Linked DNA regions of Mus musculus: all the other regions are linked to region 1. A link is a loop called in an ENCODE intact Hi-C map of the cell type or tissue named here. Cell type or tissue: left cerebral cortex. All regions are shown on one strand.

What was found. Hi-C counts contacts between places; a loop is a spot of excess contacts. Peaks named below come from ENCODE experiments on the same cell type or tissue, not always from the same donor. Only the 100,000 strongest peaks of a DNase experiment are listed, where the experiment ranks them.
Region 2: it touches region 1 in a loop (2.9-fold over the local background); 2 of 42 quality-filtered maps call a loop at or near these places.
Region 3: a loop joins it to region 1, with 9 times the contacts of the local background. A loop is called at or near these places in 22 of 42 quality-filtered maps.

The regions. Positions count from the first base shown.
Region 1 is chr1:66,097,646-66,102,645 of GRCm38, forward strand. No RefSeq gene overlaps it. Among named protein-coding and RNA genes, the nearest start is that of Gm51629, 130 kb to the right of the region's middle. In left cerebral cortex, a CTCF peak has its summit at 2,390; a DNase peak (open chromatin) is centred at 2,409.
Region 2 is chr1:66,468,046-66,473,045 of GRCm38, forward strand. It overlaps Unc80 (unc-80, NALCN activator), which reads left to right. Exons shown (of 65, transcript NM_001368824.1): 1 at 1-493; 2 at 1,419-1,467; 3 at 3,931-4,087. The coding sequence starts at 402. Among named protein-coding and RNA genes, the nearest start is that of Unc80, 2.6 kb to the left of the region's middle. In left cerebral cortex, no CTCF peak of the experiment used is centred here; DNase peaks (open chromatin) are centred at 154, 882, 2,374 and 3,980; H3K4me3 peaks cover 2,752 bases; H3K27ac peaks cover 1,298 bases.
Region 3 is chr1:65,308,372-65,313,371 of GRCm38, forward strand. It overlaps Pth2r (parathyroid hormone 2 receptor), which reads left to right and starts at 2,886. Exons shown (of 13, transcript NM_139270.2): 1 at 2,886-3,299. The coding sequence starts at 3,225. In left cerebral cortex, CTCF peaks have their summits at 1,927, 3,956 and 4,711 (motif pointing right); DNase peaks (open chromatin) are centred at 3,009, 3,263 and 3,947; H3K4me3 peaks cover 1,160 bases.

The sequences.
Region 1 (5,000 bases):
TCCCCTGGCTTGCTCAGCCTGCTTTCTTATAGAACCAAGACTATCAGCCCAGAGATGGTCCCACCCACAGGGGCCTTTCCCCCTTGATCATTAATTGAGAAAATGCCTTACAGTTGGATCTCATGGAGGCATTTCCTCAACTGAAGCTCCTTTCTCTATGATAACTCCAGCTGTGTCAAGTTGACAAAAAACTAGCCAGTACAATGTCTCAGCATGTTTGTGGAGGCCAGAAGACAAATTAAAGGGTCAGTTAGTTCTTTCTTCCAACCATGTTCCAAGGATCGAAATCCAGTTGTCAGGGTTTGCAGCTCAGCCATCTCACAGATGTCCTTCCTTCATCTCTTTTCCTTTTTGGTCTGTCATAATTTTCAAACTTAAAGGCTTTTAGGCTTCCAATGTTGGTGTAAATATGCATTTAAATTATTTGAAAACATTTCACCAAAACAAAAAACAAAACAAAAACCAATAAACAAAAACCCAAGCCAAAACCAAAACCAAAAAAAAAAAATCCAAATAAGCAAACAAAGCAAAATAACAACAAAAAACCAAGAGCCAGTTCTTGGATTTCAACAAATACCCTTGCTCTTTCTGTCTTCATAAGAGAGAATGCTTACAATACTAGGATTCGGTAAAGAGATACATTGGGCTGGGGATGTGATCAGTCATAAAGTGCTTGTTTACTTGTGCAAAGCCTTAGATTTAACCCCAGAAAGAAAGAAAGAAAGAAAGAAAGAAAGAAAGAAAGAAAGAAAGAAAGAAAGAAAGAAAGAAAGAAAGAAAGGAGGAAGAGAGAGAGAGAGAGAGAGGAAAGAAAGGAAGGAAGGAAGGAAGGAAGGAAGAAAGAAAGAAAGAAAGAAAGAAAGAAAGAAAGAAAGAAAGAAAGAAAGAAAGAAAGAAAGAAAGAAAGAAAAAAGATCTACTAACAAGTAGATTACTCTTGACTTCTTATCTTAAAATTTCTCTACAAGAATACAAAGACCCAGTTAAACCAACAGAATTTTTCACATGAATGGATAAAAATAAATACTTTATAAAATTATCTTTAAAAAGACAACAACATTCAGCTGTCAAGAGTAGTGGACCTTTACAAACATCCCACACAATGTGTGCTGGGAATTGCTTGCAACACTAAGCACTGTTTGACTCTCTTATACATTGTATTGTTTATTATTATGGCCACAACCTTGGTGTGATGGTTTATACATGCTCTGCCCAGGAGTGGCACTATTAGTAGGTGTGGCCCTGTTGGATGTGTCACTGTGAGTGTCACCTAGCTACCTGGAGGTCAGTCTTCCACTAGCAGCCTTCAGATTACAATGTAGAACTCTCAACTCTGTGTGCACCATGCCTGCCTAGATGCTGCCCTGCTCCCACCTTGATGATGATGGACTGAACCTCTAAATCTGTAAGCAAACCCCAATTAAATGTTGTATTTTGTAAGACTGACCTTGGTCATGGTGTCTTTTCACAGCAGTAAAACCCTAACTAAAACACCTGGGAACTACTTCCCTAATTTCCTTACCATGTATTTTCTTGAACTCCTGTACAAATAAGACATTGGTAGAGAATCCTGCAATCAGGAATTGAGATTCAGCAGGTATGAGTTGTGCAGCAAACACCTTGAATTCTCTCTCAGTATGACTGTCACAATGGCATCGCATCCCAAGGCAAATCACAGCCTCAGTTCTATAGAGCAGCATTGGCAGCTGTTTTTTGTCTCCGAGAGGTGTCATCATTGTCTGCCTCTGATCCACCACACAGGGCAACAAACATGAGTCCCACTCTCTCTGAGTCTCCGAAAATATACCTGCCTTCTCCATCACCATTTTCATTTATTTAACCTTCCCAAACACTGGGAAAAACAATACTATATCAAATCACTATCTGCTTGAAATGGTTAATTCCTATTTTTATGATTGAACCCGGGTTAATCCTGTATTTATCTCCTGATTGACTCTATGACCTCTAATAGATATAGCTGACGTTAATTATTATTTAGGCAGGTACCGATGACATGGAGCATTTATGAGCTAGTAGGACTACTGCACATAGTTAGAAAGATATGTTTTCCCTATAAATCTATTATATAACTAAATCAATCACTCCTCAGTCACACTTGAAAGCTTATGTTAAGTTGGAAAGGCAGTTCTCAGTGTAGACTAACATATGCTCCACAATTATTAGTATGCTTATTATCTGTCACTTAATGAAAATTTTCAACTTTTAATTTAAATAGTAATTTTTGATCACTAATTGTTTTCTTATAAATTATATATATCATTTTGCTGTAATAGTTTTTGAAATAATAGTTACAACCCATAACTCTGTGACAGGCTATGAGAAATAGCAAATAGGAACTCATCATATAGTGACATAGCACCATCTCATGGAATATCAGAGGAACTGTCAGGGAAGTGTGACAGTAATGCTGGCACTAAACATCTGAAAAGTTCTGCTATAATATCTAAATTCTACTTCTCAAATGTTCAAAACATACTTCTTTTTAAATTCAAACAAAAACAAATTTTTACACAGACCACTGAATCCACACCTATCCCTCTCTGATAAGGAAACAGGCCTTCTGAAATTAAATGGCTACGTACAGGAGCATACACAGTTCACTATACACAGGAACTTCAGGTTTTAACGAGAAGTTATGCATTTTGAAGATGTTAAAATAAATATTTCAACACTAATCTGTTTGGTCTTAAGAACCACCTGAGATCCTACCACTCAAAAGGATACAGAAGAGCTAAGCTTCCATGCCACTCTGGGCTGCAGGATGAGACCCTATCTATACTCTAGAACATACACTCACACATACATAAAGCATACATAATTACCTTATATGCACTATTTCTTTAACACTTCCTTCAGGAAATTTTAGATATTTTATCTTTTTCACTACAGACTGCTTTGTTAGACAACATGATGACACCGTATAATTTTGCATGAGTGAATGAATGCCACTAAGTCCAAGTAGGTTATTCTTTACTTTGTTCCTTTTTGGTATTTATTGGATCAGGTAGAAAAATTCAAGTTTTTTCTAAGTTCAGAAATGGAGAACGGAAAGATGATTCAGAATGCAGTAACAGATGGGGGGTGGGGGGGAGGCGGACCTTACTATGGGTCAGATTCTCGTATTACAGCCTTAAGATTGCTCAAATTCTGATATCTCTAGCCCTATCAAGATGAACAGATTTAAATGGGGAGAAAGATGCCCAGCACCCACAGCAATAGCAACAGACTCACCTGGTACAGTGGTGTGTAGCCAAGGTACATGTTCACAGGTCAATGTTAATCACACACAAGCTGTGCATTTTCTAAGGGTTTTGCTTTGCTTTGTTGCTGTTCTGCTAAAAAAAAAAATGCACCTAGTTTGCCATATCTTACTTAAATTTTAGGTAATTTGTAAATTTCTTAATTTCAAGTTGCCTTTACATAAACTTATAAAGCCACAATTATTAAAATAAAATGCTAGCTATTGGGAAAATATTAAATGACATGGGCATATAGCACCATCTAATGATAAATTCATTTATCTGTAGAGCAGTTTTATTTTATTTATAAGTAGTAAAGGAGAATCATAAGAAAGTGACATGATTCCACTTAGTAAGTAGATTACCTCAAGAAGTTTGAATTTCTAGCTTTGTTACTGATATGACCCCCCCTACTAGTTTGCCGTGTGATAAAAACAAGCCACATTGTAATAAATATTAGCAAGAGTTCTCCACATGATTCTGTTTTGGGCACACTAGCCAGAGCTACCTATTAGCTTCAAATCCACTCTTCTTGGGGGTATGTGCCATGCTGGAACTTAATGTAGTAAAGCCCCTTCCAGCAAGCTTCAGCAGCAGAGGGAGCCTGCACGTGAAGAAAGACCTCCCTCCTCCTGGTGTGTTCTTCCTCTTCTGGCTCCTACAGTGTTTACCTGGCAAGTGTGGCATCCAGGGAAGTTCACCCCTAGGGAGGTTTCACAATACAATGTGGAAACTTTCCCAGGAAGTTCTGCAGGTGGCACAGCAGCCTGGCAGCAAGGTCAACTGCACCTTCATAGGTAATTTTCAACAAGAACAAAAAATGTTCTTTACACACACACACATGCAAACAAACACGTGCACACACACACATAGGGTTGGGGTGGAGAACATAACAAGCTGTATTCTGTGCTAAGAAGCTTCAAGATACTATTAAAGAAACATTGTTCAAAATCTATTTGCTTACCACATTTAACTTAAATCAGAAATGATGACAACAAAAAGATTTCTAAAAAAAATTCAAAAATATTAAAATAATATCTCTAATACCCAGGTTTTAAAGAGAATCTTCAAGAGGAAAATTTAAGCATTGAAACAAATGAAAATGAAATCACAATGTAATTTTCTTCCTATTTACCTACAAGTATACCAGGAATAGTGGTGGCCTATTTGAGGAACCTGTTTAAATTCCCATGCTTCCATATTTCTGATTATGGAGGTAGATGGTTGAGAGAGTCTGACAGTTTTCAGTTTTAGTGAACATATGAAGAGTCAGCATTCATTCTGAAAACGCAATTTCGGCAAATTTTTGTAATATCACTGAAAGAGAGTTCTAATGAGAATGGAATCTTGAGTTATGAAATATCATGTGAAAAGTTGTGCTTGTCTGGATTTGTAGTTCCTACTTTTCCATCAAAATTTTAAGCCACGTGGTGCTGACAGCCTAGTGACACAATCAGTGTCCCATGAGCCCCATGGCTGTCAATAAAAAAGATGTCTGACATAAAGTCTGTGACATTTCTCCATTTAGAAGTAAGTCTCCAGGACTGAGGATGTAGCTCAGTGGTACAGCACTTGCCCAGCATATGTGACGTCCTAGACTTAATCCCCAGGCTTACAAATGGATGAATAATAAGTAAGTAAATAAATGTCCAAACATTGAAATAGTTTATTTTATGCTCCTTATTGAATTTGTTCAAACATACACTTTGTTATAAAAAAGAAAAATTATAATGTATATTT
Region 2 (5,000 bases), 370 kb after region 1:
GCGTGCCCGTGCCATGCGGAGCGTGGACTCCCGCGGCCACCCCGCAGCTGCAGCCCCGGCCCCCGGCTCTGCTCCGCGGCTGGGCTGCCCCGCGCGGGCCGCTGTCCACAGTGGGAGGTGCTGAAAGCAGGGCGCGGGGGCGGCGGGCCGGCCGTCTGCTCCGAGCGCCCCCCTCCGCGCCGCGCCGCTCCTCCGGCCCTCCCCTCCTCCATCAGCCATGTTCCGCGCGCGGGGAGGGCTGGGGGAAGGGGCGAGAGCCGGGGGCCGGCGGCGAGGAGAGCCGCCTCTGCCTCGGGGAAGGAGGGGATGAGAGCTGGGGGGAGCAGCGCGACGAGGAGGCGGCGGCGGCCGGCGAGGAACCCGCGCTGGGTTCTGCGGTAGGACTCCCGGGAGCCACCATCATGGTGAAGAGGAAGAGCTCCGAGGGCCAGGAGCAGGACGGCGGCCGCGGCATCCCTCTGCCCATCCAGACCTTCCTGTGGCGGCAAACCAGGTGAGGGGCGCGGGGCAAGAGGTGGCGCTCGGGGGGTCGCCGGGTCGTCGCCACCGCAACCAACCCCGCCACTGAGGCCGTGCCGCAGCCTGCAGCTAGCAACGTCTCTAGGGTGGAAAGACAGCCCTCTGCACCCACTTAAAAGCACGCATGAAAAAATATAGATAGATCTCACTGAAGTTTGACAACAAGCAGATTGTCAGTTTTCTAATAAATATATACATTATTGAGGAGGTAGGGATGGGAGGGCAGAGAGCCTGGGCAGAGGGGGCGGGGAGCTAGGAAGGTAATTGGGACTGAACCAGCTTGCGCCTCCAATTCCCCCTCCATCTCCTGCTGTAATCCTTGCCTGGTGACCTGTTGTTTTCTAGCTTGTTTGGCATGTCTGCTGTGCCCACTTGTTAACCATGTTTGCTTGGATACAGCCAGCCTCGTCTTCATGGTTAAAGCCCCTGGGCAAAATGATTTTTGATAGATTTCTTTCACCTGGCCAGGCCTGACACCCCGGCCAATAAACAGTAAAGGGCTTTCTCGTTATTTTAGAAATTGAGTACATATAAAAATAAGACGCTGGGAATTATGACCCACATCCGAGCTCATTTTTCAGTTTGAAAGATAACTGCATGCACGGGGAATGCACCAATTCTGACCATGGACGATTTAGAATTTTAATAGTTAAGAAAAAAGTCTTCAAAATAAGAGCGGCATGGGAAATTATGAAGAGCAAAGTCTTTTTCGTGTGTGTAATTAATGTGTAATAGCAAATGTTGTCAGCTATCCAATATCTGCTCATCAACAAGCGATACAGAAGCATGAAGTCTGAGTTTCATACCGCCATGCCCTAGTCATTGAAAAATATGTCATAGAGATGCCTTAAAAATAGTTTTGCTCATGTTTATAACAAAAACCTTTACTAATTTTTCAGTGCATTTTTGAGGCCTAAACTGGGGAAGCAATATGAAGCCTCTTGTGTGGTATGTGATTCTCACCATTTAATGATTATTTCCATATTCTCTCTGTATGATAATTTACCCCGAGGAAAGACTGAATCCTATTAACGCCAAAAGTTACTTCAACTGACAAATATCAGTGAGCATTTACCATGTACCAGACATAGTTCCATCCTGTTGGGGTAGGGCAAAGACATAAACAAAGCCCAGAGTTTACACACTAGCAGGAGGCAGAAAGAACACAGACGACTAGATACATAAAATACTTAATAAGATAGATGGTGAGACACACTGTGGAGAAAAGTAACAAAGTATATCAGAAGAGATGTGGTAAGGGGGTTATTTCATAGACAATGATTAGATAAGGCTTAATTGTTAATGTGATGCATGGGCAAAGACACAAGGTGTACAGGAAGACATCCCATATTGAGAGGAGAGCCAAGGAAACCACAAAGGACCTTAGCATCAAATGTGAATAAGTGTGAATCAAGTGTGAATAAGCCAGTGTAATGGGAGTTATTGATGGAGCAGTAGAAGAGAAGGTGGAGAGAGAAGAACTAGGCTCAGGAGGGCCTTTTAGGGAAGATTAAAAATCAAATAGTTAGTCAACAAAACAGGGACAATTATGTGCTGGTTATTCATGCAGTGAATGACTGTGGAGTACTTAAATAACTTAATAACCAATTCTGTACTCTTATGTCTTTCATACATTCTGCAGTTCTGAAAGTTGAAAGTGAATGATCTAAATCTTTATGAAAATAACGCTATCGGTATTAATACAGAGTGAAGTGAACTCGTCCTGAGGTTGGAAAGGAATCCCATAGCCATATAAGATCTATTTTGCAAACTGAGAAAATAAGACATGAAATCATGACGCAAGAGTGAAATGGATTTTAACAGACCCACAGATGGCTTTGGATCCTATTTAGTATAGTGGGAAAGTGTAAAGCTGTCCATTTCTAAGCTGCCAAACGTATTTGTAAGAAGCTGTGTGGATGATACTCTAGTATGGACTTCTGAAGTATCAGATCTACAAACCATGGTACAAATCAACTGGAGAGTTAAGCACATGTGCACACATGCACAGGAACATGGAGGCATTGGCTTTATTGAGCTGTCACAAGGATACTCTCAAACATGTCTTTCTTGTCAGTATTGTCAGTGGAATTTCTTGTGTCGGAGTTATTACAATAACTTAACACCTTAAGCCCGTCCTTAAAGCATGCTGATACTTACTCAGCTTAAAATAGCCAAGACTTTTCTCTGTTCATGGTAAAGAGCTATCTGATGTTTTTAAAGTGCTCACAAAATACCAAGTAGCTATGTTTCACACATGGATAAGCAGATAAATAGGGGATGGGGAAAATTGATATCAATAAAGGACAGAACTCTGGAGTTTCTTAAGCTATTAAAGGTTACATTAGCAACATGTAAGAAGAAATTGCACTAACTACCCAGTTCCTTGAGATTATGAGATTGAGCAATTCATCCTCTTTGACATATCTGTGTACCTATCAATTTATAAAACTTAGGATTTTGTTGTTGTTGTTGTTGTTGTTTTGCTTTTTCTTTTTAAGTAAGAAAAGAAATAGTTCTCTTAGATAATGCCTGTAACAATTCAAGTTTGCCAAATAGCTTAATAGTTACGAGTACCTTAGAATATGCAGGGTTTATGGTAGAGCCCTCTACAAGACGATTGCACACGTGTCATATGTATTGACTTTGTTCTAATAGCTGGTCAGTACTGAAAAACAAAACAAAGCAAAACGTGTATAGGTCAAACTGTTTCTTGGAGTTTTCTTTACTCTTGACAAGGACGGAGAGTTTTTTGAAACCCAAGGCAAAGGTGGCTCACTTGGGGCTGTTTCCCTCCTCTCTCTTCCTGGTTTAGTTAAGAAATTCCTTTAATGTATCATTGCTTTGAAGATAAAATGAGTCTGTGGCCCCAAATCAGATTTCCTGAACTAGTCTCCTATCACAGTTCACACCTGTTGAGTACACTGACATAAATTCCTTTTCTCAAGATACTTTCATGAAACACATTTTGATTTGGTCTAGAGCTGTGGGAGCTGCTTTGAATATGGAAGCAACATTTCAATAGCATATATTATAAATATAATACTATATTATAAATATTATAAGTTTACATATGCATGCTTATGTATATATAATGTAGTATATGAAATAAATATTATATTGTAAATAAATATAAGATATAATATATCTTGATAACAAATGGGTTGCTATGTGAAGAAGTATATTTTAACAGATATAAAAATAGAGATCATTTTAAGCCTACAAATTGACAACTGACAATGATTTATGGTTGACTCACTGCAGGTCAGTGTATGTCTGGCAATAGTAGGAGTGTTCCTTAAAAACTGAGTTCTATAATTATCTTTTGGTGTATGCAGTGTTTTAGCATTGCTGTTTTAAATAGTCTCCAATTCTTTATTTTGTATGCTTTTTAAAAACTGAAATCTGCAGTCCTTTGAACGAGTGTTGGTGGAAAACAAGCTGCATGGCCTGTCCCCGGCCCTCTCTGAAGCAATCCAGAGCATTTCCAGATGGGAGCTAGTGCAGGCTGCCCTCCCTCATGTTCTCCACTGCACTGCAACTCTGCTATCAAACAGGAACAAACTAGGTGGGCACTCTACATTGCTGAATTATGTTGTCCTTTATGTGTAATGTGTACAAGAACACGTGCTACATAGATACTACCATCTGGGCACTGTGCATGCATTATCTCATAGAATCATAGAATTTCCTTCTTAATAGTATCATCGTTGCCATTTATAAAAGGGAACAGGCTTCTTTGTTTTTAGCTTTGTATATGTGATTGTACTCTCCACAGAGATGTTAAAATAACACCAGGAACATCAGGTTGGCTAAATATTCTGACCTAGTCTGTGATTTACTGTTTATTTCCATTTTTAATGCAACTGTGTTCATGACTTGACATATACTTCTAAGGCAGTGGTTTTCAACCTTCCTAAGGCTATTACCCCTTAAAACAGTTCCTCTTGTTGTAGTGACCCCAACCATTAAAATTATTGTTGTTGTTGTTGTTGTTACTTTGTAATTGTAATTTTGCTGTTATTATGAGTTATGATGTAAATATTTTTGGAGATAAGAGATTTGTCAAGTAGGTTGCAGCACAGAAGTTGAAAACCACTGTCATAAGGCATTTCCTTGATTTCACTGCTCTTTTGGGGTCTCTCTCTCTCTCTCTCTCTCTCTCTCTCTCTCTCTCTCTCTCCCTCTCCCTCTCTCTCTCTCACAGAGAAAGAGAGAGAAAGAGAGAGAGTAGATGATTATCTTCCAAATTGCTTTTCTCATCTAGTGATATGTGCTAGCCAACTCTCCTACATTAGAGGACTCACTTTTCATCTCATTCTCTCTGTATGTTTGTGTGTCTACTTTGATGTTACAAGGACCTTTCCAGGTCAGGTCTAAAATAGAATAGTTTTTATCTTTGCCTTCTATGCTTTTCACCATGATAAGACAGGCCATTTGGGAAAAACGTTTGTAAATCTGATAAAATATGGCAGCATGCT
Region 3 (5,000 bases), 790 kb before region 1:
AAGGTATTGACAGATACCAAGCCTGCTGTCATTTATGTAACTCTGTAGAGTGGATGATAGGAGTTTTGTTGGCCTGGTTGTTATCTCAGTTCTCACATCAGCATGGTCTCTAGACAGAAGCACTGCCCTTGTGGGGCCCTCTTTCCTTATAGATAGATGTATCTGGCCCATTCCTCCCTGTAAATGCCCAGGATTCTCCCTGCTCTTTGTTGCTGCTGCCTTTTTCCAGAGCTCCAGGCAGAGGACCTCCAGGACAGAGGCTCAGATATTACAGCTGAGGGAACTGGAAAGTTATTTGCCAGAGGTCCTTGACATCTGGGGTTGATGAATGGGATTCCTCTCTGGGTAAATGGCAAGAGGCTCTGCTCACTCAGCTGCAACTCCCGCTTTATTCCTTAACCCTTCTGGGGAGCTGCACTTGGGATTTTAGAGGATGCTATTAAACTTTTAGCCTTCAAAAGATCTTCCCCATTAAAAAGATAGATTCTTCGGCCGAGAAGACAGCTCAGCCGGCAAAAGTAAGCATAATGATTGGGGTTTGGTCTCCAGAGCTCATGTGGAAAGGTCTGGAAGGGATGGTGCATGCTTGAAACCCCAGTGCTTGGGAGATGGAAGACACAGATGTCCTTAGGATGGGTTGCCCAGCCAGCTTGGCCTTCTTGGTGAGTTCCAGGCAAATAAGAGACTTTGTTTCAAACAAAATAAAACATGAAAAAAAAAATCACACACACACACACACACACACACACACACACACGAGGGAAGGAGGCATCCCCACATAAATGAATATGCACACACACACATATATGAAAATAGACTCTTTAGTAAATAATGGTATGTTTATTCATTAGTCTGATAGCTGTCTATCTGTCTCAGCCATTTTTATTCTTAAAAGCCTCCAGATTATTTGCGTTTTGCTGCTTGGAAAATCCTGACTTGTAAAGAGAGGAACTGCCGATCAGGAAGCCAGAGCTGTGTGCATTAGCCCACGGGTCTGCACTAGCATTTGTTGTGACAGGATGAAAGTAGGCTTCCTGGACTACTGGCTCCCAGGGCCCTTAGAGCCTGAAAGATGTTGGCACCTTAATCTTACAGAAAATCTCCCCACTTTACTGAAGACAATATCAGAATCTTCTGGAAGCCTTCCTGCCCCTTTGTAGTCTGACTACTTGGTGACATACTTTATTTTATGACTTAAAAAAAATCTCTAGGAGGAAGGAATCCTTTGAAGAAACATGTTTCCACATCCTTGAGTTTAATCGGGGGAGGGGGAGTCACTTGTATTTTGGTCAATGAGAAGCTATTTTGTTATTTTAAAAATGTTACTTTTTTATGTAGAAAAATTTTTGGCGTCCAATGTAGGACAGTAGGAGTCTTACATGGATACTGGGTACTTAGAGAACCTGTTAAATTGCTATTAAATTGAATACTTTAAACAAGCTAATTAAAAATTATTAATGGTACAAAAGAATGAGAAACGATTTTGATGAAAAGATTCTACATTTTCCAGTTTATACAAAAAACAAGTATTCAATATTTTGGCATAAAATTGACACGATAAAATGGTGAGCTAGCTCAGTGGTAGACCTTAACTTGTATCTGGAGGCCCTGATTTGATCCATAGCATTGCAAAACAAAACACTGGTAGATTTAGATACATTAAAAAGGAAAAAAAAAAGCCCTTGACATTGATTAAAGTATTAGAAGTTAAGGTGAGAATAAAGGTGTACAGCCATAGCAGCGGTTATACAGAATATTGCAAGTACAGACAATATTCTTCTATTCAACATAGTCCTTTGCTCAGTCATAGATTGAGTTGTCACAACCACAATCATTATCATCATTCATCATCACCACCACCACCATCATCGTCACCATCATCAATAGTAACTATAATATATACACTTACTGAGCATCTCCCTTAGAGGGCGCTGCATCTTAAACTCAACTTTCCCGATAAAGTTTTGAGTGTACAACTGGACCTAACGCTTATGTTCTCCCAGAATTCATATGCTTGCAATCTAAGGGTCCAATAAATAGTAGCAATACCCTGATGAGGGATCCCAGAGAGATACCTTCACAGTTTCTGCCATGGGAGGGTACAGTGAGAAGAAGGGGCAGGCAGACCATGTTCTGACCATCAACTCTGAGGAACAAAATTACTATTAAAGCACGTGAGAGTACAGGAAGAGGGTTTAGCAAGAAGCTAGTGGTTTTGGAGTATTTGCTATAAGCTTTCATTTTGAGCACGCCTTTCTAAGAGCTGCATTTAAAGGATTGAAGGCAAAACCTGATGATCAACACAAAACCCTGTGAGCTTGGAGCTTCGGTGAGCTTGGAGGACAGAAGCTACGGTTTACTGCACCAGTCCGTCCTGATCAGAACGTGTCTTCAGAGGCAAAACTCCCAAAATGCAAAACAAAAACAAACAATAACCCATAACTGAAAAACAAAATCAAGCAAGCAAGCAAGCAAGCAAGCAAGCAAGCAAGCAAGCAAGCAAAAAACCAACAAAATGTTGCTAGAAATAACTGAAATATTTCTTTTGGGACTTTGAGCTTCCACAGGACTGAGTCCTTTTATCGTCAAAATGCTATTTCTCATTAGTAATTTGTGTGACACACACACACACACACACACACACACACACACACCCCTCCCATATCTGCCATATCATTGTAGTGAGGAGAAAATGAATCGGAGAACTTGTGCTGTGGGTAGCTGCAGAGACTAACCCTACAGGTCTCAGGAAGCCTTTATCACACTGGCATCTTGGTGGCAGATGGTCAGTGCGCATCTGGGCAGGAGGAAAGTTTTGGGCCATTCCTCTGAGGACTTAGGGCATTCCCAGAGATGGCTTGGGGACTCAGAGCCCAGTGCAGCGAAGCAGACACACCGAGAGTCAAGCCTGGCTGCAGCCCTGCTTCGGGATCGCATGGCATCTGAGCTCCTGGGTTGCGGACTGAGTGACTGGCAAAGGACGCACTGGCGTCCTCCGCCCCCTCCCTGCAGCTGTCCTCGGTAGAAGGCGGGACCACCCAGAGCCCTCAGGACGGGGTTCCAGACTCTGGGGCGCAGGCAGCCAGACCCCCGAGAGTCCTGGCTAGTGACTCCCGCGCCTCAGCTGCCCAGCGGTGCCTCGCTCCCCATCACAAGTTTGGTCCATACTGGACAAGTAAGCGAGCCTGGGATACAGACTGCTTTTGCCTTGGGCAGTTTTGGACATGGCCTGGCTGGAGACTTTCACCTACATTTGTGGATGGCTGATTCTCAGTAGCTGTCTCCTGGTTAGAGCGCAGGTAAGAGCTGGGACACCAGAGCGTGCTTCCCCAGCCAGAGAAGCAAGCCCAGGGCGCGCCGCACTGCACCGGTCTGTCCACATCCTCTTCAGGCGGGAGGTCCCAGCTCCGGGCGGATGGACCAGCTTCCTGGTGTTCAGGGATCTGGTAATGCACAGCTGGAGGGGGAAGAACTTTGTTCTTTCTGATAATCCCCGGGGTACTCGCTTCAACCACCACAGTAGGTTTTGTTTGTTGGCAATTCACCATCATGTTTGAGAGCTTAAAACTTCTAGAATCGATGATACAGTGTAAAAGTGTAACTGTTTCTCTCTCTGATACAGAAGCGCGTATTTAAGCAAAGGGGCTATACCGAATAAATACCGTATTAAATACAGCTCGGGTCTTAAACGTTGAATAGCAGTGGTTGTAATTTTCTTATTGCCACTGTCGCTTAGGGGTTTTCTGGAAGTTCTTTCATAGTGGGTCTCTTTAATGTGCACGGAACAGTTCATCTTCATTTTTTTAAGTCAAAGAATATGTTAGGTTTATAGTTTTATTTATTTATTTTTCAAACGAACTAGAAAGATGCTTGCAGTGGTGTGTGTTTTGTGGTTTGATTTGTCCTATGATTTAAGACATATCCGAGGTTATATATGTCCTGTTCGGTAGAGGGCGCACATTGACTGTCAAATAAAGATTCAATTGGTTTTAAAAAAACTTCCACAAAGTTAAAGCACCCATGAATATGTTCCGGTGGTACTTAAAATGACATCTTAGACCTTTAAATGACCAAATTGAATTTTAGTTATTCAAAAGATACAGTTAAAAAAATCCAATCTTCCAAAGTCGTAACAACATAAAATCAGAAGATATTTCTAGGAAATATCTTTCCTGAGACATGCTACTCTTACTTAGCAGGATCAGGACATTTCATGTAGACTTATTGTGTTGTGAAAAAAGAATGAGTGGGGAATCATACAATGGACACTTAAAAATATGTTCTCTTAAGTTCAAAAGAAGTTTCTATATTTGTAGAAGGAATAAGCAGGTATGGGGGGGGGGAGCCTTCTAGACTGGATGGTACATTTCCATTAGAGTAACAGATGATCTCCAAGGTACCACCTACATTTCTGTCTTAGGAGGTCCTTGGATACTATGTTAAAACCTCTATCTCCGTGTGTAAGGAGCAGATCTGCTCTGACCAGTTCTTTTCACTTGGTGTTCTAGGTTCCTTTCAAGAAATTAGAGATATTATTTAGCACAATAAAGAAACAAATTACTGTGAAGTCAAGCGTAGATTGTTCCAATTGCCTTTTGCTTTCAATAAAACAAGTTGGGTCTTCACTACAGCCTTTTCCTTTTCGAGCCACATACCCATTTCTTTTGGGGTTGTCTCCTGTAGTGACAGGACATTCAGCAGAGTCTTTGTACTCTGTCCACTAGAGGCCAGTGACACCCCTTTGGCCCTGACAGTAGCAAATATTTGCACATACTGCCAGATCTCTTTGGGTGTTGAAATTCCTCCTGGTTGGTAATTATTTTTTAACAAGGATTTTTATGTCTTTTTTTCCTCCTTTTCTTTCCCTCCCTCCCTCTCAGTGTGTGTGTGTGTGTGTGTGTGTGTGTGTAGGAATTAATAACCTGCTGTATGATTACATTATATACTAAATTTTTAATCTTTAAAGAAAAACTGTAGTCTTAAACATATTTATACATCCT